Regions from separate parts of the Homo sapiens genome. Here region 1 is linked to region 2. Evidence: read pairs that join two places in POLR2A ChIA-PET (ENCODE). Cell type or tissue: A673. All regions are shown on one strand. Links, peaks and the distances in the headings refer to the core of each region. The heading gives the core; the rest is flanking DNA. Region 1 holds the start of LOC124903485 (a long non-coding RNA gene). Region 2 has its middle 18 kb from the start of DUT-AS1.

Region 1 (10,384 bases), core at 933-8,932, 240 kb before region 2:
GCATTTCCAATCTCTTTCTAGTTATGGGTCATTCACATCAATGCATAAACATGCTGTAAGGTTTAGCATGGTAAAAACAAACACAAACAAACAAAAAACCAACTCCCTCACTCAATATCCCCCCTCCAGCTGCTATTCAATTTTTTCTTTCACATATAGTTAAAAAAAAATTAATTTCCACTTCTAAGAGTTTACTCCAATTTTACATCTACACAAAGGACTCCATTGAAACGTCTCTGAAAGACACCCATGTTCTCCGTGCTGGCAAATGTTAGGGGATGTTTCATATTTCATCTTAACCCCTAACTGCTCCCTCCTTTAAAGCCGCCCACCTTCTACTCTGGAAATACCACATTCCTCTGGTTTTCCTACTACCTCAGTGACCCTGTTTCTGAAATTCATTTGCCAGCTTCTCCTTGCCTGCCTGGCTGCACCTCTGATCTCTAGACCCCTATATTCAACTGCCCACTTGACACACAGGTGTTGGAAGGACAGCGGGCTGTAGGGTGGCAAGAGAGATGACAAGGGACAAGTCAGGAGGCTATTGCAGAACTCTGGGCAACAGATGATGGTGGTGATGGATATGGAGAGGAGTGAGTTAACTCAAGAGAAGTTTAGGAAGCAGAGTTATCAGAACTCAGTGATTGATGGATGCTGTGAGGGAAGGGAGAAGTAGGAGTCACAGATGACAACCTGGGCGGCATCATTCACTGAGATTGGAAATGGGGAAGAAAGATGGGCCACATATAATACATCCTTTAGAAATGTTCCAGAAACCTGGTTTCTCCCAGCTGAGCTTTTAAGAGGTTTTATTCCCCTGCAAACAAAACAAAACAAAAAAACTGATATGTAGATACTGTCCATCAAGATCCACACACTCTGACCATCCTTGTCTTCCAACGTTACATGGACCATGTTTATTTGCTCAGCACTCTGTCTCCAGTGCTAGCACTGCATCTGGTATACAGCAGGTGCTCTATGAATAGTTACTCAGTAACTGAAAACCTAGTTAGCAAACCCTTATGAACAGTTAGGGACTACAGAAGAATGGGTGCTTCTTAACTTCTCTGTGCCTCTCCTTCCTCATATATAAGATGAGAATATTAGTGACAAATTTCTCCTAAAGTTATTGTGGGAATTAAATATCATAATAAATGTAAATGCTTAGAGCAGTGCATGCTCAAAAGAGCTATTTTGATTAATAATATACATAATTAATAATAATATATTTTAGGAAACTTCTACTCTGCCATGTAGAAGGGCCAAATGACTTTCATGATTTTTTTTTTTTAACAGAAAACTGTGGATCTTCAGGAGAGTAAGACCTGGACTTTGCTGAAACTTCTGAGCTCTGCTTCAGTCTCCTAGGCGCAAAGACCTGGTCTCTATGAAGCTCAGTGTCTGTGAGACGCTACCATCATGGCAGCCCCCGTTCATGTTTCTCTTGCTGACCTATCCTCTGCAGGGGAAGCCAAGTCTGCTAACGGGGTGGTGCCGTGCGGACACTCAATGTTGCAGTTAAACCACATCCCTTAAGAAGGAAACCTAAGGTGGCTGCTCATTTGAGGTTCTCCAGTGGCCACACCAATGATATGAGTGTGAGTCCACATGCAGGACGATTTAATGGCTGTGCAGTCATGCTCAAAAGGTAAGCACAGAAGGCGGAGAAGGACAGCCTGCCCTTGAAATGAAACCTCTTGTTCCCTTTGTATCCAGGAGGAAAATCTCATTAGAAAGATCCTCCAGAGCCACAAAAATAAGCACATGCGTCAAAAGGAGGGCAGAAAGCCCAGGACACGAGGCGGGGGGGCGCTGAGATAAAAAGATTATAGCTAGAAAACAGCCAATCCCACCATCATAGCTGCTGCCTCATCCCTTCCACACTTTCCAGACCCCCAAACTTGGCGGAATAACAGGGTCTGCTGTGGGAGACTAAGAGGCGGCCAGCCCAGGGCTCAGTGCACTGCCGCAGTGCTCTGCCATCAGTAGCAACCAGCATTTGCCTGGTGCTCTGGGGTTTACAAAACTCTTTCATATAGATATAAAGGAGATAATGTTTTCAAAATGCCTTCCAACTTTTTTTTTTTTCATTTCCTTTTGCCTTATGGCTACCCACGCATTGAATCAATGGCATTCATTGCTTCAAGTAAAGGCCAAACACAGCCTAGAACAAAGGAGTCATTCCCCAACTTCAAGTGTCAAATGCAATTTTTTTCCTTCTATCCACAGAGGGCAACAGTTTTAAAAGCCAAGATTTGTTGAAGGAAAAAAGAAAGCATTTTCTAAAATCTAAAACTCACTGTTTACATATCAAGAGTAAAGTTTGGAAGTCTGAGCATAGAACTCTACCAGGCTACCGAGCAGGCTGAGTCTATCAGGGAGATGAAGTCACTGAAGGTAGAGTTCTTCAGAGGCTGTCACTGAGATGAAGTTGGGAGTACAAGATATTTATTGGGCTCAGGAACTGTGAGAGGGAGCAGGATCGGGAAGTGGGAGAAGTCAAACTTCAAAGTTAAGTCCAACAAAGCCTCAGCTAAACCAGAGGGCAGCTCCGAAATGAATATTAGCCACTAGAGCTGTGTGTCGGGCTGAAATGGCTGGGCTTTTATGTCCCTGCCTTACCTGGACATGGGCTGCCCTGTGAACCTCTTGCCCTCAGGTGAGGTGGCTCCCTGCTGCTGAGGAGTGCATGAAGGGGCTGTGAGCTGGCACTCATAGCAGCTGGGGTGACATTCCTTCCTCAAGGGGGATCTGGGAGGCCCACGTCCATGTAGACCACAGTGATCTAATAGTTTCAGAAAGAACTGGAAAACGAGAGAGAGAAAGGCAAAAGGTGAGATTTGTGTGTCCTCATGTTCTAGAAAAAAAGTAATATAGTTCTAATTCCTTGGACATATCTAAAACAGCAGCCCAGCAGGCCAAAACGCAAGGACCCTTTTCACAAAGACTTCTGCAGGTCATGCACTCAGCAGACAGACTTACTAGGAATGGCCATAGTTCCAGTCCCAGGAACAGTCTTGGACTGCATGGGCATGATGTACTAAGCTACTCAGATTACAATGGTCAGTCTTTATGGTCAATTCTGCTCCTTGTTCTCTAGCCCCACACCAGCCTCCTCTGCAACAACAACTGCAACAACAACAGAGATATGACAGCCTCCCTCTCTCATTGCTAAGGAAGGACTTCAAAGCACACTGAGTAATTTGCATTTCTTATCCCAGGACAGAGAGAATTATAATAAAGCATTCGTTGGCTTTTTCTCTTCAGGACCAGAGTCTTGTATGTTCAGTTCTTTGGCTTTTGAGTTCCAAACCTGTAGGAGAACTTCTAAGCCCAGCAAATTTTGAAGCATCCCTGATGAATTCCTTCATCCCGATTATTTATAATAAAGGAGGCATTAATCTCCCCACACAGGGATGGCAGCCTTCACATAGAAGACTAAGGAAAAATGATGGTGCTAACTCAGACCCTGAGGGGTTTATTATATTAAAGTGAAGGAAATAAATCTCCACACTCTATTGTGTTTGAGTCAGGGCCCCTCCACTTCTTGTTCTCACTGGCCACCCCCTCAGAACCCCCTAATGAAACAGAGCTAGAGGAGAAAATGGCAAAGCCAAGCAAGAGGCCTTTTTCCAGATCACTCCTTAAACCACCACATACTGAAACACTCAGGAAAGGCTTTTATTCAAACTCTGAGAACAAAGGCAGAGTAAGGCTAGCACAAATGAAGTAAGAGCAACAAGTATCAAAGAGCAGAGGCTAAATATCCAATTCCATTCTGTGTAAATACAGCTAATGAAAATGTCTTATCTGTTAATTTTTTCCCCAGCTGATGGCCTGCCCAATGCATTCAGTTTCATTGAGAGTTAAGGACTCTGCCAAGTTCTACTAACATAAAATGTGCTCTCATACAGTAGTACAGAGGGAAAAGGGGTTGATATTTTTGTTTTTTTATCACACAGCCTAAAAAGCATATGGTATTATCCACAATGACTGTTTCAGAAAGAATGGGGAGGAAGATTTTAACCCAGATTTGGCAAGCTCTAAAATTATTTCCACTCTAAAATATTGTTTATTTTAAATAATATTTGATCTGCAAAACTTGACTACTGCCAAAATAATTTAAACTCCCCCTTAGTATTTAGAGGACTAGAAGATGCCTTCCAGTGAAGGAAATAAAAAGTATAACTTTGAGAAGACAGTGAAGACCTCCTAGGAATTGAAAATGTTTTAGACAATTTTCACAGCATTGGAGCCATACAGCAGTAAAATTAGACCAATCTGAATTGGGTCGAAAATTAGGAATGTTCACTCATGCTCTAAACCAGTGCTGAACCCTGGTTTTAGTGCCTAACTTGAGTCTGGGAAAGGACAAGGGTCTGGGGAAGTTGGCAGGTGCCTTGTGAATATGTGAACCATTGAGTGAAATGCCATTCAACACTCAGTCATGGCTGTGGCTCCAGTTAGAAACTCATGTGATGGTTAGAGACAAAAAAAAAAAAAAATGACACTCAGTAGATAAGATGAAAGCTCCTAGTCGAGCTGATGCCCATACTGACCTCCTGTTCCAGGATCCTGAGGGAAAGCTGCCCATGCAACAGCAGCAACTGAGGTAATGAAGGCTCCACATAACAATGCATTTACATTCAAAATCCACTCTGCTCCACATTGTTCTTAGCAATCACTCACTCATCTTGCTAAATGTTACCCACGCGATCTGACTCTGCATGTTTACATTGCAAAAGGTAACTGTGAAATATGTACATTGTTTTCTGCGTGTATATTATATATTCCAGTAAAAAATTAAAAATAAACAAGTAATATTGACAAGCTGGAGTCAGAGTATGGGATAGCCCAAGCCATCTGCTTCCTTTCCCTGCCTTAGTCTTCATAGTGATCAGGGACGCCTATGGAAGCCTTCATATTGAGGGATAGGGATGCAGATAATAAAGTGCAAGGGTGATCAACATTGCGAATTCTTCATTCAGTGGCAGAGTCAGAATGCCTTTTCAAACGACAGATTTCACAGGCCTCCTAACACTACATTGGCCTGTGTTCCCTTCAAGGGAAGCTGGGAAAGCCCAACCTGTGTGGAAGCATCAGCAGGTGGAGCTGAAGAGCTAATGGAGCCGCTGAGTAAGGGGACATCTCAGACAAGTGCTTCCAGAACTGGGCAGATGGCATTTTGGATGAGATAGAAAGGCAAATGTACAAAAAACCCTGCGGAGTCCTAATAAGATAAGCGAGCAACAATAAGGAAGGGGCCCCAGGTCGGAGAGAATAATTGTTCTGAGAAACTGCTAATCACAGACAACCTGCAGACATGCTGTTTCCAAATACCTCATTCACATGTAGACCCCAGCAGCAGGACCTGATCTGCATACCTTATCTGCATGTACCCCCTCCAATATGACCCCATAAAACTTCCCTCCAGCCCCTGCCTCTTTGCAGACAGCCCCTTCTCTGCTGTGCTGCCTGTTGCACCCTTGCAATGTATCTTCGAACTTTATCAAATCTGCCTTTTTTTACCTATAACTGTCCTGGTAAATTCTTTTACCACCCATAACACCGGCCCCAGCCAGTCACACCCTCAACAAACTCAGTGTGTTATTACAGGGTCCTGTGGATGTTATCAAATAAAATTCAAGGTGGACTAGCTTATCTACTTTATACATTCATTCAATAATGTTTATTAGATACCCAGCATGTGCCTGGCACTGTGTTGTACACTGGAAGTGCTGTAGGAAATGAGGTAGACATGGTTTCATGCCCTCATGAAACAGATTCTGAGGAGGTGGCTCAGCTTAATAGTTAAGGATATTCATGCACTTTGGCATTAGACATACCTTTGTCTACATCCTGGCTTTTTCACTTATGAGCTATGGATCCTCAGATCTTGGGTAACTGACTCAATCAATCATCTATAAAGCAGGGCTTAGCAATATTCACCCCAGTAGTTCCCCACCCTCCTAAAATCACATAGGAATTTTTTTTAATACCTATCCCTAAGCCATCCTTATAGATTGTGATTCAATTGGTCTGGGTAAGTACCAAATCATCAGTAATTTTAAAACCCACCAGACACATCTATTGAGCAGCCAGTGAGAACTACTCCTCTATTCATTAGGGTCTGTGGGGGAACTGTACTGAATAGTGTACGTGAATACCTTGTGCTTAGTAAACATGTTAGCTTTGATTCCCAAACATCACAGCTGCTGTCTCACTAATCAGAGGAATCAGAGGCCCAGGTATATGGGAGAAGACTGTTAACCTGAAGCTGGGCCATGAGCAAGTAAGAGCTGAAGATCATTCTAATGGTTTTTCCCTAAGGGGAAAAAATGACTGCCAGTCTATAACTTGATCACAGCTAAATAACCACCGCTGTGTTGATTTTAATGGGTAAGCTAACTTGGCTATTTCAAGAGATGGCTTATTTATTGATTTATTTAAATTTCCATTTTTACTACAAGCCATTCAGTGCTTAATATTGTTTCATACTAGCAAATGCTAATTAGGAGTAGAATTAAGAACATATCTTAGAATCATATCTGACCCAGACCTTTCATTTCACAAATGAGAACAAGGAAGCCCTAAGAAGTGAAGTGATTTTCCCAAGGTCAAACATCCAGCAGGTGCAAAGTTTTGTTTCATTTGTTCTCAGCACAAACTTGTATAACAATTTAGCTGTATGCAACTTTACATAATACAGATGTTCTTTAATTTATGGTGGGGTTATGTTCCGATATATCCATCTTAAAAAACAAAACAAAAAAAAACTATCCTTTTTGTATAGTTATTTTAAAGAAACACATACATTTATCAAAATTTTTAAGTAAACGAAAAGTCGTAATTATAAAAAAGAAAATATAAGTCAAAATGCAGAAGGGTTCCCTAATGGTTGTATTAAATAGAATCTTCGTAAAGCAAATCACATGTGCAGTGTACTAAAATAATTTTCTGATTAAAGAATACATCTATGAATGCTTTTGGTTAAAAACAAAAAGCTTTTTGAAGATGGAGACAGTGGTTATATGGTTTTCCAATCTCTCCAAATTCCTACATAGAAATAGACAAAGCAACTAGGTAGCAAATCCAAAGACTCATGGACAAGAGTGATAATTATGTCAAGCTACCCCTATGAAACTCAAATACAAATGAGTGGGGACAAACTATCGTTATGACACCAAATATGCATGGTATCGGCTTCTATGAGAGAGAAGTACAGGATGGGCACAGGGAATCCGACTGACCTGAGAAATGGAGACCCCAAAATACACAACAGGTATTTGTAAAAGTACCATAAGACAATTCGAGAACAATAGCTACAACTATAAAAGGTTTGGCTCATTCCAATAGCGGGTGAATATAGAGGTCATAGTAAGGTCTGACCCATATGAACCCTCAAAACTGATCAGCCAGAGCTCCTTTCAGCACAGGGCCCAATGCATGGAGGTCTTAAACTACACATTGAAACTGCTACCCATGGCGGAAAAGCTAACAGGATAGAGACATTTGAGAATAAAGGGAAAGAGAAGATCCAGATAAACACAGGCGTGGAGGACTGTTGACAGAAAATCTCATGCTATTTTGGAACAAAATAACAAAGTCATGTTATTTTGGAACACTGTAAGAAACAATGAAAGAGGGAGCTCTGCGAATTGAGAAAAGCCACAGTGAATAACGCTTTCTTCTAAAAGTTCAAGAAAAAATAATTTTCTATAAAAATGAGGAAAGAAAGGCATAGAGGTTAAAGCCCACACAAAGTTATTGTAAGAATAAAAGAGCCAGGCATGGTGGCTCACACCTGTAATCCCAGCACTTTGGGAGGCTGAGGCAGCAGATCACCTGAGGTCAAGAGTTTGAGATCAGCCTGGCCAACATGGTGAAACCCTGTCTCTACTAAAAATACAAGAATTAGCCAGGCATGGTGGCACACACACCTGTAGTCCCAGCCACTCGAGAGGCTGAGGCATGAGAATCACTTGAACCTGGAAGATGGAGGTTACAGTGAGCCAAGATGGTGCCACTGCACTCCAGCCTGGGTGACAGAGTGAGACTCTGTCTCAATAAAAATAAATAAATAAATAAATAAAAGAATAAAAGATAATAAGAAGTAGAATTACATCCCTTCGGATAATAGAAGTGTGCCAGGAAGACATGTCCACAGAACAGATCAAAATTGCAACCTTCTAAAATCTAAAAAATAAAAAAAAAAAAGTGAAGGAAATCATACAGAACATAAAGAACAACCTAAATCAGAAGTAGAAAAAAAAACTCAGAAATTAGGTGGTAGGACTCTGGAAAGAATTAGATATAAAGGATAAAAGCCATCCCAAAAATTAATATCAAGCTAGAAGGAACGCAAGAGCAATAAACACGACAGATAATGTCTTCAGAGATAGAAAGGAAAAAGCTGAAAAAATTTTAAGTCAAAAAAGAAATTGAAAAGAGAGATAAAGAGGATTTGTAACCAAGTTAAAATATCGAAGATACTCAAAGAACGTCCAACATAGAAATAGTGGAAGTCTCTGGAACAAGAAATCCAGAGAAAGAGGGCAGAACAAACACTAAGAAATATAATTCAAGAAAACACTCCTGAAATAAAAGGATTTGAAATTACATTGTGAAAAAGCACACTACAGACCTAAGAATGTTGACCTACAATGACCCACACTATGATATATTCTAGTAAAATTATTGAAGTTTAAGAGAAAAAAAGGTCCTTTGGGTATCTAGAAAAAAAAGAGCAAGTGGCTTGTAAAAGAATACAAATTAGATAATTATTGACTTGTCAATAACAATGTTTTATGGTAGAAGAAAACAGAGTAACATATTTAAGATATCCAAAGGAAAAAATGCAAGCCAATGATTTTACATCCAGCAGAGCTGACTTTCAAGTATAGAGATCATTGACAAATTGTTACCAACATGATAGAATTCAAGCAATATTGTTCCCAAAGGTCCTTCCCAGCAATCTACTGAAAATAAGTTGCAGGTATCAAAATATCTAGAGAAACAACAGCCTAAGGACTGATGGCAAGCATTAAACACATAGTTACTTGTAGAACCAGGCAAAATGTGGGTTAAAAGGGAGAAACAGTAGATTTAATGACTGTAAGCTGTGGCAATGTAGACAGACTATAGTTCTTAAAAGAATAGAGGGAGAATGGAAGAGCATATGCACAAATGTTTAACTCTTCTCAGTATTTATATTGGGGGTAGTAGTAACAATATTGTTATTTTGCACTGGTATACAGGTAAAGTGGTACCATTACCTATAATTATAGGTAAATGATTTTATAATTATAAAATCATAAATTATAAAATTTTGGGTATTCCTATTTTGTCATCTCCTGTGTTCTTGGGAACCATAACCTGTGGTATGAAAGAAAGGGGACACAGAGTTAGTATAGAAAAAGTTCAGATTAAAATAAAAAGTTGTCATCATGAATTTGAATGCTAAGTATCAGTATTAACTCATGATGTATTTTGAGGTAGGAATGTGTGTGTGTGTGTGTGCCTGTGTGTGTGTGTGTCTGTGTGTCCGTGTGTGTGTCAGAGAGAGAGAGACTGAGATTTAGAAACGATGACCAACCCAGTTGCAGTGAGCCCCTCTAACAACCCAGATTCTTAGATCACAGTCTTGAAATAGAATCCACTTTAAAAAAATAAGGATTTTGGAGAAATGGGTGATTTCATATATAAGATGAGCCTGGTACATCTTTTTATACTAGGTAGTGAGGAAGCTATCAAAGATGATTAAGATCATGTCAAAGATGCTCAGAAATCGTGCTGAAGGGGCTCCCACTGGTTAACGATGAGACAATTTGAGCTTCAACATGGGTAATAATTGCAATTGATTGGAACTCATCAAATATATTTAAATAGATTAATTCATAATAACTTAATCTAATTGGTTATTTATGGAGGAAAATAGGGAACCAATTTATTGTTTTGAAAACCTATAAATAAAGAGAAAGAATCAGAAACTGGGTACCCCTGGGTATTCAAAGAGTAGATGATCAAAATCATCTCTTTGTAAGATATTCCGACTGATGAATGAAGAATAAATTAGAATTAGAATGCCATCTGTGATGGTTAATACTGAGTGTCAATTTGATTGAATTGAAGGATACAAAGTATTGATCCTGGGCGTGTCTGTGAGGGTGTTGCCAAAGGAGAATAATATTTATTTGAGTCAGTGGGCTGGGAAAGGAAGACCTACCCTTAATCTGGGTGGGCACCATCTAATCAGCTGCCAGTGAATATAAAGCAGGCAGAAAAGCATGAAAAGGCTAGACTGGCTTAGCCTCCCAGACTACATCTTTCTCAGGTGCTCGCTGCTTTCTGCCCTCAAACATTGGACTCCAAGTTCTTCAGCTTT
Region 2 (10,384 bases), core at 742-8,741:
GATGTCCTTAGATTAAACACTTAGATGGGGCTGGGCACGGTGGCTCACGCCTGTAATCCCAGCACTTTTGGGAGGCCAAGGTGGGTGGATCACTTGAGGTCAGGAGTTTGAGACCAGCCTGGCCAACATGGTGAAACCCCATCTCTACTAAAAATACAAAAATTAGCTGGGGATAGTGGCACGCGCCTGTAACCCCAGCTACTTGGGAGGCCAAGGCAGGAGAATTGCTTGAACCCAGAAGGCAGGGTTGCAGTGAGCCGAGATCACACCACTACACTCCAGGCTAGGCGACAAAGCAAGACTCTGTCTCCAAAAAGGACTCAGATGGAATTAGCCTTGTCACATATGACTTGAGGGACCAGAAATAGGATTAGAGGACTTAATCTATAGGAAGATGGTGGCATAGGGGCGGACTCATAGAACTTCCCTGAAATAGCAAAATTAATAAAATGAAATAAAAGCAAAATATATGCCATATAAAAGAAAATAACGTAATGGGATTATTGGAGACTCATTTTTCTGTGTTATTTCTATAAAGTTTGATTATAGTATTTTTACTGGGTGAAATGTAAAATTTAGAAAAGCATACAAAGCAAGTTTACAGTATAGTGAATAACTACAAAATAAGAACATCTGAATAACCATTACCAAAGTGACCAAGCAGAATATTGCCAGGAGTACATTCCTTCTCAATCATACGCCACCTGTAGGGGTATCCATTCTTTTGACACTTAATTTCCTTTTCCTTAAAGTTTGCAACCTAATCAAGCCTAAGTTTCGCTTTGCCTGGTTTTGAACTTTATCAATGTACTCATTAATTCTTGGGTCTTGCTTCCTTTCCTTAACATTGAGATTTTATCCATGTTTCATATAGCTGTAGTTCATTTATTTTATTACCTTACAGTGTTCTGTTGTATTAATGCACCACAACCTTGCCAACCGAACTTGGTCATGCTGTATTATTGTTATTGCTAAACTTGGTTTTCTAATATTTTGTTTAGGGTCTTCTTTTTTATCAATGTTCACAGGAGAGATTGGCCTATAATTTTTCCCTTGTCACATTGTATTTGTCAGCTTTTGGTACCAAAATTATGCTACTTTCATAATGTGAACTGAGGAATATTCTTTCTCTCTCTTCGAATCCCCTGTGTTCCTCCCCTCTCCTCCCCTCCCCTCCCATCCTTTCTTTTCTCCTTTCTCCTTCCCTCCCCTCCCCTCTCCTACCTCCAGCACCTCTACAGTTTCTGGCTTTTCTTGTAACAGTTTAAAGAGTCAGTTGTCAATCAAGCTCTAGACAGGTTATGTGCCTTTTTTCCTCTGGTTGGTTTTAAGATTATGTGTTTGTATATGTCTTTGGTTTAGTGTAGTTGCACAACTAGGGAATAGATTACTGTTTATCTTTTGGGGATTCACTGAGTCTCTTAATCTGTGTATTGATATCTTTCATCAGTTCTGGAAAATCTCAGCATCTCTATCTCTGCATGTTTTATTATAATATTCTGAAATGTCTGCTCAAATTACAGTTATAGTTGCTTATTCTCAATTAAGTTAAAACCACTTCTTTTTATAGCAGTTTTAGGTTCACAGCAAAATTGAAAGAAAGTGCAAAGATATCCCATATACACCCTCCTCACACACGTGCACAGCCCCCTCCATTATCAGCATCCCCCACCAGGGTGGTATATTTGTTACAATTGATGAACGTACGTTGACGTATCATTTTTACCCAAAGTCTGTAGTTACATTTGGGTTCACTTTTGCTGTTGTACGTTCTATGGGTTTGGACACATTTATAATGACATGTGTTCATCTTTATTGTATCACACAGCACATTTTCACTGCCCTAGAAATCCTCTGTGCTTCATCTATTCTGCTCTTCTGACCCATGCCTGCCTACCCCTCGCTTAGCACACTTAAGCAACCACTGGTCTTTGTACTGTCTTCATAGTTTTGCCTTTTCCAGAGTCTTACATAGTTGGAATCATAGGATACAGCTTTTTCAGATTGGCTTCTTTCATTAATGTGCATTTCCATTTCTCCTGTTATTTTCTAGGAGTTTTACAGTTTCACATTTTACATTTAGTTCTGATCCATTTTGAATTTTTTTTTATGATCTTTTAATTTTTGAATTGTAAGGGTTTTTATTCTGGATTAAAGTCCAGGATCAGGTATATGATTTGCAAATATTTTCATTTATTATTTGAGTGTCCTTTCACTTTCATGATGGTGTCAAGAAACACAAATTTTTAAAATTCTGATTAGGTCCAAGTTATCTTTTTAATGTTGTTTGTGCTTCTGATGTCATATATTACATAATGCAAGGTCATAAAGATTTTACACCTAATTTTCTTCCAAGAGTTTTATAGTTTTAGCTTTTACATTTGGGGCTTTGATCCATTTTGACTTGACTTGGGTATGTGGTGTGAGATAGAGGTCTAACTTCATTCTTTGGCATGTGGATATTCAGTTATTCCAGCATTTGTTGAAAAGACTATTTCCCCATCTAATTGTTTTGGCATCCTTGTTGAAAATCAATTGACCATAAATATAAGGACCAATTTCTGAATTCTCAAGTCTGTTACATTGATCTTTATTTGTTAGTCTTTATGCCAGTATCACACTGCCTTGAGTACTATAGCTTCTATGAAGTTTTGAAATTAGGCATCCTCTCTCTCTCTCTCTCTTTTTTTTTTTTTTTTTTTTTTTTTTTGAGATGTAGTTTCGCTCTTGTTGCCCAGGCTGGAGTGTAATGGCATGATCTCAGCTCACTGCAACCTCCACCTCCCTGGTTCAAGCGATTCTCCTGCCTCAGCCTCCCGAGTAGCTGGGATTGTCACCACGCCCGACTAATTGTTTGCATTTTTAGTAGAGACGGGTCTTCACCATGATGGCCAGGCTGGTCTTGAACTCCTGACCTCAGGTGATCCACCCGCCTCGGCCTCCCAGAGTGCTGGGATTACAGGCATGAGCCACTGTGCCTGGCCTAGGCATCCTCTCTGTGTCTCTCTGTATATGTGTCCATATTTCCCTCTTCCTCAATGTAGTATGACCTCATCTTGATTACATCTGCCAAGCCCATATTTCCAATAAGATCACATTTACAAGTACTGGAAGTTAGGACTTCAACATATCTTTTTAGGGGACACATTTCTACCCACTACAGATATAATTAATAGTATTTTTCCTCTCTTGTGATGTCTTTGTTTTTGGCATTAGGACCTCATAGAATGAGATGGAACGTTTTCCCTCTTATGTTTTTAAGTTTGTGAAGATTGTTTGAATTCTTTAAAGGTTTGAAATTTACCAGTGAAACCATCTGCATCTGCACATTTCTTTGTAGAAAGCTTCGATTACTAATTAAGTGTATTTAATTGTTATTGGTCTGTCCAGATTTTCTATTTCTTCTTGAGTTTGTTTTGGTAGTTTATTAGGGCTCTCTCAGAGGGACAGAACTAATAGGATGGATATATATATATATATATATAGGTGAGTTTATTAAATAGTAACTTACACGATCACAAGGTTCCACAATAGGTTGTCTGCAAGCTGAGGAGCAAGGAGAGCCAATCCGGGTTCTAGGGCAAGAAGCATCCTACATGGAATAAAGATGTAGGTGCGGAGGCTAGGCCCATCTTTCCTTTTTCACATTTTTCTGCCTGCTTTATATTTGCTGGAAGCTGACTAGATTGTGCCCACCGGATTAAGGGTGGATTTGCCTTCCCCAGCCCACTGACTCAAATGTTAATCTCTTTTGGCAACACCCACACAGACACACCCAGGATTAATACTTTGTATCCCTCAATCCAATCAAGTTGACACTCAGTATTAACCATCACAGGTAGTTTGTGTCTTTTTAGAAATTTCTCCATTTCATCTAGGTTATCTAATTTCTTGGCATACGCTTGTTGATAGTGTTCTTATAATCCTTTTTATTTATTTCCTTTTTTTTTTTTTTTTTTTTTGAGACAGAGTCTCGCTCTGTTGCCAGGCTGGAGTGCAGTGGCGTAATCTCAGTTCACTGCAATCTCTGCCTCCTGGGTTCAAGCGATTCCCCTGCCTCAGCCTCCTGAATAGTTGGGACCACAGGCATGTGCCACCATGCCCGGCTAATTTTTTTTTTTTCTTGTATTTTAGTAGAGATGCGGTTTCACCATATTGGCCAGCATGGTCTCGATCTTCTGACCTCAGGTGATCCACCTGCCTTGGCCTCCCTAAGTGCTGGGGTTACAAGCGTGAGCTACTCCACCCTGCCAATCCTTTTTATTTCTACAAGGTCAATAGCAATGTACGTCTTTCATTCCTGATTTTAGTAATCTGAGTCTTCTCTCTTTTATTCTTGGTTAGTCAAGATAAAGATTCATTACTTTTATTGATATTTTCAAGAATCAAAAGTGGTTTTGATTTTTCTGCTTTTTATATTCTCTACTTCATTTATTGCCACTCTGATTTATATTATTTTCTTTCTCATTGCTTTAGTTTTAGTTTGCTTTTCATTTTCTAGTTTCTTAAGGTAGAGGATTAGATTATTAAATTGAGATTTTTCTTTTCTTTTTAAATATGGGCCTTTACAGTTATAAGTAAGAAGTAAAAAAGAAAATAAACTGGTTTTCTAGGAGGTGGAAGCCTTATGCTAATGAGGCTTGGTTCCTGAGCTCATTGAGCTTTGCATTCCCATTTGCTAGATTCCTGCTGGGGGCAAAGGGAGACCAGGGAAGTGTCTTTTTCTAAAGGCAAGTTCTTCTGCACTAGAAAGGAAACCAAAGTTATTTACTTATGGCCAAGGAGAAGACCTTATGATTTTCAGATTAACTAATAATTGAATAGTAGTAACCATTTTGCCAGTCTTAGTAATTTCCCAGCAGAAATCAGGCAGTTGTCTTCTTTCTTGACAGTCTGCCTCACTCACTAATGATGCCCACTGTTCATTCCTGTCCTTGGTGCTATATGTACATCAGAAGAGAAATAACAGGAAGTCTTCTAAAGATGAATCTGATGCTCCATCAATTAATTGACTTCAGTGGGGCTATTTGCAGAGGAAGCAACATAGTATTATTTAAACAGTTGGCTTGGCTGGGCAAGGAGGCCAGGGCCTGAGATCTGAGTTTCATAGCACCTTCCCTTCACAGTACTATACTTCCTGGCCATTTCCATCCCACCTTGCAGGAAATTGGTACCTCAACTTCTTTTTCATCTTTTCATATTTTATCAATGGAAGAATAGGGTAGGCTGGAGGGCCAAGATATGCAGACACCTGGAGTGTTGTGAAGCGAGTACATGAGAGATTGGGGTTAATGGGCCTTGAACATAACTGGCAAAATTAAATGAGTATTGAATAGTCCAAGTAGTCACATAGAAAGCATTCTCAGCAGAACTCCTACCCCAATCCCCTTGTGTTGACTGTCTGTTGACTGTCCCCAGACCACCTATGTCTTACTTGCCCTTCTTTCCCCCTGCGTCTTCACCTCCAGCAGGGCTCCCTGGTAGGACGGTACCAATAGTTCATACTATCTATGCCATCCAGCTTCCTTTCTCTCCCTACTGTTTATTTCTACTACATACCCTAAGGTAGTGGGGATCGCCTATCAGTTACCAGAACTGCAGATTACATAGGATAAAAGTAACTCACGAATGGAAAACCAAACATCGTATGTTCTCACTGATATGTGGGAGCTAAGCTATGAGGACGCAAAAGCAGTAGAATGATACAATGGACTTTGGGGACTCGGGGGGAAGAGTGGGAGCAGGGAGAGGGATAAAAGACTCTACACTACAGAGGGTGCAGCGTATACTGCTCGGGTAATGGGTGCACCAAAATATCACAAATCACCACTAAAGAACTTACTCATGTAACCAAATACCACCTGTACCCAAATAACATATGGACAAATAAAATAAAAAAATTTAAAAATCATATGGGCCAAAATTCAATTATAAGATGGTCAGCCCTCTGTATCTACGGGTTTTGTGTCTGTGAATTCAACCAACCATGGATCAAAAATATTTGAAAAAAGAAATAGGTGGTGTGCCTGTACTAAACGTGCAGACTTTTTTTCCTCTTGTTATTCTTGCCTAACCAATACAGCATAACAACTTTTTGCATAGCATTTACATTGTATTGGGTATTATAAGTAATCTGGAAATGATTTAAAGTATACAGGAGGATATGCATAGGTTCTATGAATATGACACAATTTTATATAAGGTACTTGAGCATTCTAGGATTTTGGTATCTGCAGGGGGCAGAGAGATCTCCCGGAACCAATCCCCAGTGGATACTGAGGGACCACTGTATTAGCAGTAATATTTATAGATTCACAGAATATCTCCGGACATAGAGAAAACTTTACACACAAAATCCATGCTAACAAGCATGTGAACATTCTAGTAAAGATAATAGTATAATTCTTGATCAAGCATTTAAAACCATTTCATCTTCCATTCATTAATGTAAAATATATAGTTTTATTGGTAACTGACCTAGTCCTTTTATTTTTATTTATTTATTTGTTTATTTATTTATTTGAGACAGAGTCTCACTCTGTCGCCCAGGCTGGAGTGCAGTGGTGTGATCTCGGCTCACTGCAACCTCGGCCTCCTGGGTTCACATGATTCTCCTGGAGAATTACAGGCACCCGCCACCATGCCCAGCTAATTTTTGTATTTTTAATGGAGACTGAGTTTCACCATGTTGGCTAGGCTGGTCTTGAACTCCTGACCTCAGGTGATCCACCCGCCTCGGCCTCCCAGAGTGCTAGGATTACAGGTGTGAGCCACCATGCCAGGCTGACCTGGTCCTTTTAGCTGAGAAATACCATCTAGTATTATCATCCTAAGAAGAGAGCTGAAATGGGGAGGAGTAACTTCTCAAAAGGGAAGATAAAATGCCTTTTGTGAAAAGATGCTTCTCCACTGGAGATGGGTATGTAAGCAATGTTTTGATGTTGCTCTTTTTCTTACTGAAAAGGGAATGAAAAAATGGAAAAGAAATTATAACTGAAACAAATTTTCACTGGAAGAATTATCTCAAGAAGCATATGATTAAAAAATATTAAAAAGTCTTTCATGGCAACTAAACACATTTAAGTTGGGAAGATTCTAAAAGATCCAGGATATCTCATAAAGAGGATATCTCATAAAGAAAAAGTCTAATAACTACGAGAGCAAGATTAGAGAGAAGAGTTAAGATTAACAAACTACCGGCCGGGCGCGGTGTCTCACGCCTGCAATCCCAGCACTTTGGGAGGCCAAGGCAGGCAGATCACGAGGTCAGGAGATTGAGACCGTCCTGGCTAACACGGTGAAACCCTGTCTCTACTAAAGATACAAAAAATTAGCCAGTGTGGTAGTGGGCACCTGTAGTCCCAGCTACTCGGGAGACTGAGGCAGGAGAATGGCGTGAACCCGGGAAGCGGAGCTTGCAGTGAGCCGAGATCGTGCCACTGGCACTCCAGCCTGGGCGACAGTGAGACTCCGTCTCAAAAAAAAAAAAGATTACCAAATTACCAAATTATGTCTAGGTTTGATCATATGTTTTCAAAATGGGTTTACCTATGAGTAAAGAAACTTCTAGGAGAATATATATCAAAATGATGATATCTTTGGCTGTTGGAATTGTAGGTAATTTTTTCCTTTTTGCATGATCTATATTTTAACTTTTTTTTTTTTTTTTTTTTTTTCTGATACGGAGTCTTGCTCTGTCGCCCAGAGCTGGAGTGCAATGGTGCGATCTCGGCTCACTGCAACCTCTGCCTCTTGGGTTCAAGCAATTCTCCTGCCTCAGCCTCCTGAGTAGCTGGGATTATAGGTGTGCGCCACTATGCCCAGCTAATTTTTTTTGTATTTTTAGAGAGACAGGGTTTCATCATGTTGGCCAGGCTGGTCTTGAACTCCTGACCTCATGGTCTGCCCATCTCAGCCTCCCAAAGTGCTGGGATTAATTACAGGCATGAGCCACTGCGCCCAGCCTATTTTAACATTTTTTAAACATGAAAACTATATTACTTGACTAAGAAACGATTAAAATTTTATTATAAAATACTTTTGTTAAATTTGTATTGCATTTACTGCTTTAACAAATACTTTTAATATTGAAAATATATGGGAACATTATAAATTACAAATTTTGAAGTAAAAAATGAGCCTGATCTAATGAAAAAAATAGTAACTTTGGGAGTTTTACATCTGAGTTTAAGCTCTGTTCTTTTACTAACTAAAATATCTTCAATAAATAAAGTAAACTTCCAGATCCTCAATTTTTATCATAAAATAAAGAGAGTCGGTCGGATAATCTCGGTAGTCTTCTCCCCCTCTCCCGTTTTACGAATCTTGAATAAGACCAGACTGTACAGCCGTGGCAAATTACTGCCACCTGGTGGCAGTTATCTAAGGTGAGCTAGCTGTATTTAAGGGATAGAATCACCATCATTCATGCATACTTGTGTTTGCCTAGCATCTATGTGCCAGGCAAGTGTCAGCATTATTGTTTATCCAATTTAGTGTTTTTCTAGATGATGTAGGTGAAACAACCAAGACATAAGCTGTGACATGCTAGCTGTGTGACCTTAAGGACATCATCTAACCTCTTGAGTCTGCCTTTCCATCTGAAAAATAAAGTTAATAATATCCACCTTACATTATTAGAAGACCTAGAGATGATAGGTGTAAAGTATCTTACACAGTCCATGGCAAAAGTATTTAGTCAATAAATGGTAGTAGTTATCCTTAGGAAGGTTACCATCTGTAGCAGGGGAAATAAGACAAATATAGGCATCTGTGCAAATATAGGTAGTGTGACATATATGATGTGCATGAAAATACAAAGAGGGCATGAGGTATATTCAAGAAATGGCAAAACCAAAGTTCCAATGGACTGGAGTATAAAGGACATGTAGGGAATTGTTGGTAACTCTTCTGGAATGGTAGGTTGCAGATCTGCTCTAGAGGGTCCTAAACGTCAAGGAGGCAATGGCCAGTCACAGAAGAGTTTTGGACTAAGAATAATATCACTAGAGCTGAGCTTCAGCAATACTGATATTAATCAAATGTCTGACAATGAGGTTAAGAAGCCAGGTAATGAGCACAGAGGATGGCAAAAGAAAGGTGGGTGGAGACCGAGCGTGGTGGCTCACATCTGTAATCAAAGCACCTCGGGAGACTGAGGTGGGCAAATTGCTTGTGCCCAGGAGTTCAAGACCAGCCTAAGCAACATAGCGAAACCTAGTCTCTAAAAAAATTAGCCAGGCATGATGGCTCACACTTGTAGTCCCAGCTACTCGGGAGGCTGAGAGATGGGAAGATCACTTAAGCCCAGGAAGTTGAGGATGCAGACCTTTGGTAATTACCCCAGGCAACGAGGCTGTTTTACAATGCGGCATAATCATGCCACTGCACTCCAGCCTGGGCAACAAAGTGAGACTCTGTCTCAAAAAAAAAAAAAAAAAAGAAAAAAAAGAAAAGAAAAGAAAGAAAGATGGAAGCCAGGTGCAGTGACTCACGCCTGTAATCCCAGCACTTTGGGAGGCAGAGGCGGGTGGATCACAAGGTCAGGAGATCGAGACCATCCTGGCCAACATGGCGAAACCCCGTCTCTACTAAAAATATAAAAATTAGCTGAGCGTGGTGGCGCATGCCTGTAATCCCAGCTACTTAGGAGGCTGAGGCAGGAGAATCGCTTGAACCAGGGAGTCGGAGCTTGCAGTGAGCCAAGATCACGCCACTGCACTCCACCCTGGCGACAGAGTGAGACTCCGTCTCAAAAAAGAAAGAAAGAAAGAAAGATGGGTAGGAATGACACTGAAAAACTGCAGAACTGCAATTGTGAGTGAATCTTTACAAATGAACTACCTGAGACAAAGGGAAACTAAGAAGTATTTGGTGTCAGGACACCAACCAGCCATAGCAGTTGTAGGACTAAACTCCAGGGTTCCTGGCCTGGGTCTAAAACCCTTTCCCCATCCATGAAAGGCATTAGCCCAAATTTCTACTGAGGTCTGAACCAAATATGAGTTTGGCCTTCGAATCACACATTGTTCAATACATAGGATAGTAACTCTTTGTGACTATTTTCTAATGTGCCATGGGCTAGAGAGGAAATACGACAAAATACTTTTCTACAAGGTCATTCACTTTGAGTATCAGAAAGAACATTCTACTTAGAATAAAATAAAATCCCAAGTGTGCCCATTTTAAAATCCCTGTGGGATTTATAATGGCTTAACTTTTAGTTGAGAAGAAATTTTTTTTTTTTCTGGCATCTTAGAGAAGCAGACAGAGAAGCAGAGGTGATGCTTTGACAAATAGTAGCATAGATCAGGATAAATGACAGGAAGCTCTCATAAAATATACTTCGATGAGAGCAAAGGCAAATAATGATATAATGCCCTGC

What was found. Peaks named below come from ENCODE experiments on the same cell type or tissue, not always from the same donor. Only the 100,000 strongest peaks of a DNase experiment are listed, where the experiment ranks them.
Region 1: POLR2A ChIA-PET joins it to region 2 with 13 read pairs; 2 of 35 experiments call an interaction of 5 or more read pairs at or near these places.

The regions. Positions count from the first base shown.
Region 1 is chr15:48,107,319-48,117,702 of GRCh38, forward strand. It overlaps LOC124903485 (a long non-coding RNA gene), which reads right to left and starts at 2,804. Exons shown (of 2, transcript XR_007064619.1): 1 at 2,623-2,804. In A673, for the core only: a CTCF peak has its summit at 5,084 (motif pointing right); a DNase peak (open chromatin) is centred at 5,113.
Region 2 is chr15:48,344,281-48,354,664 of GRCh38, forward strand. No RefSeq gene overlaps it. Among named protein-coding and RNA genes, the nearest start is that of DUT-AS1, 18 kb to the left of the region's middle. In A673, for the core only: a CTCF peak has its summit at 8,388 (motif pointing left); a DNase peak (open chromatin) is centred at 8,341.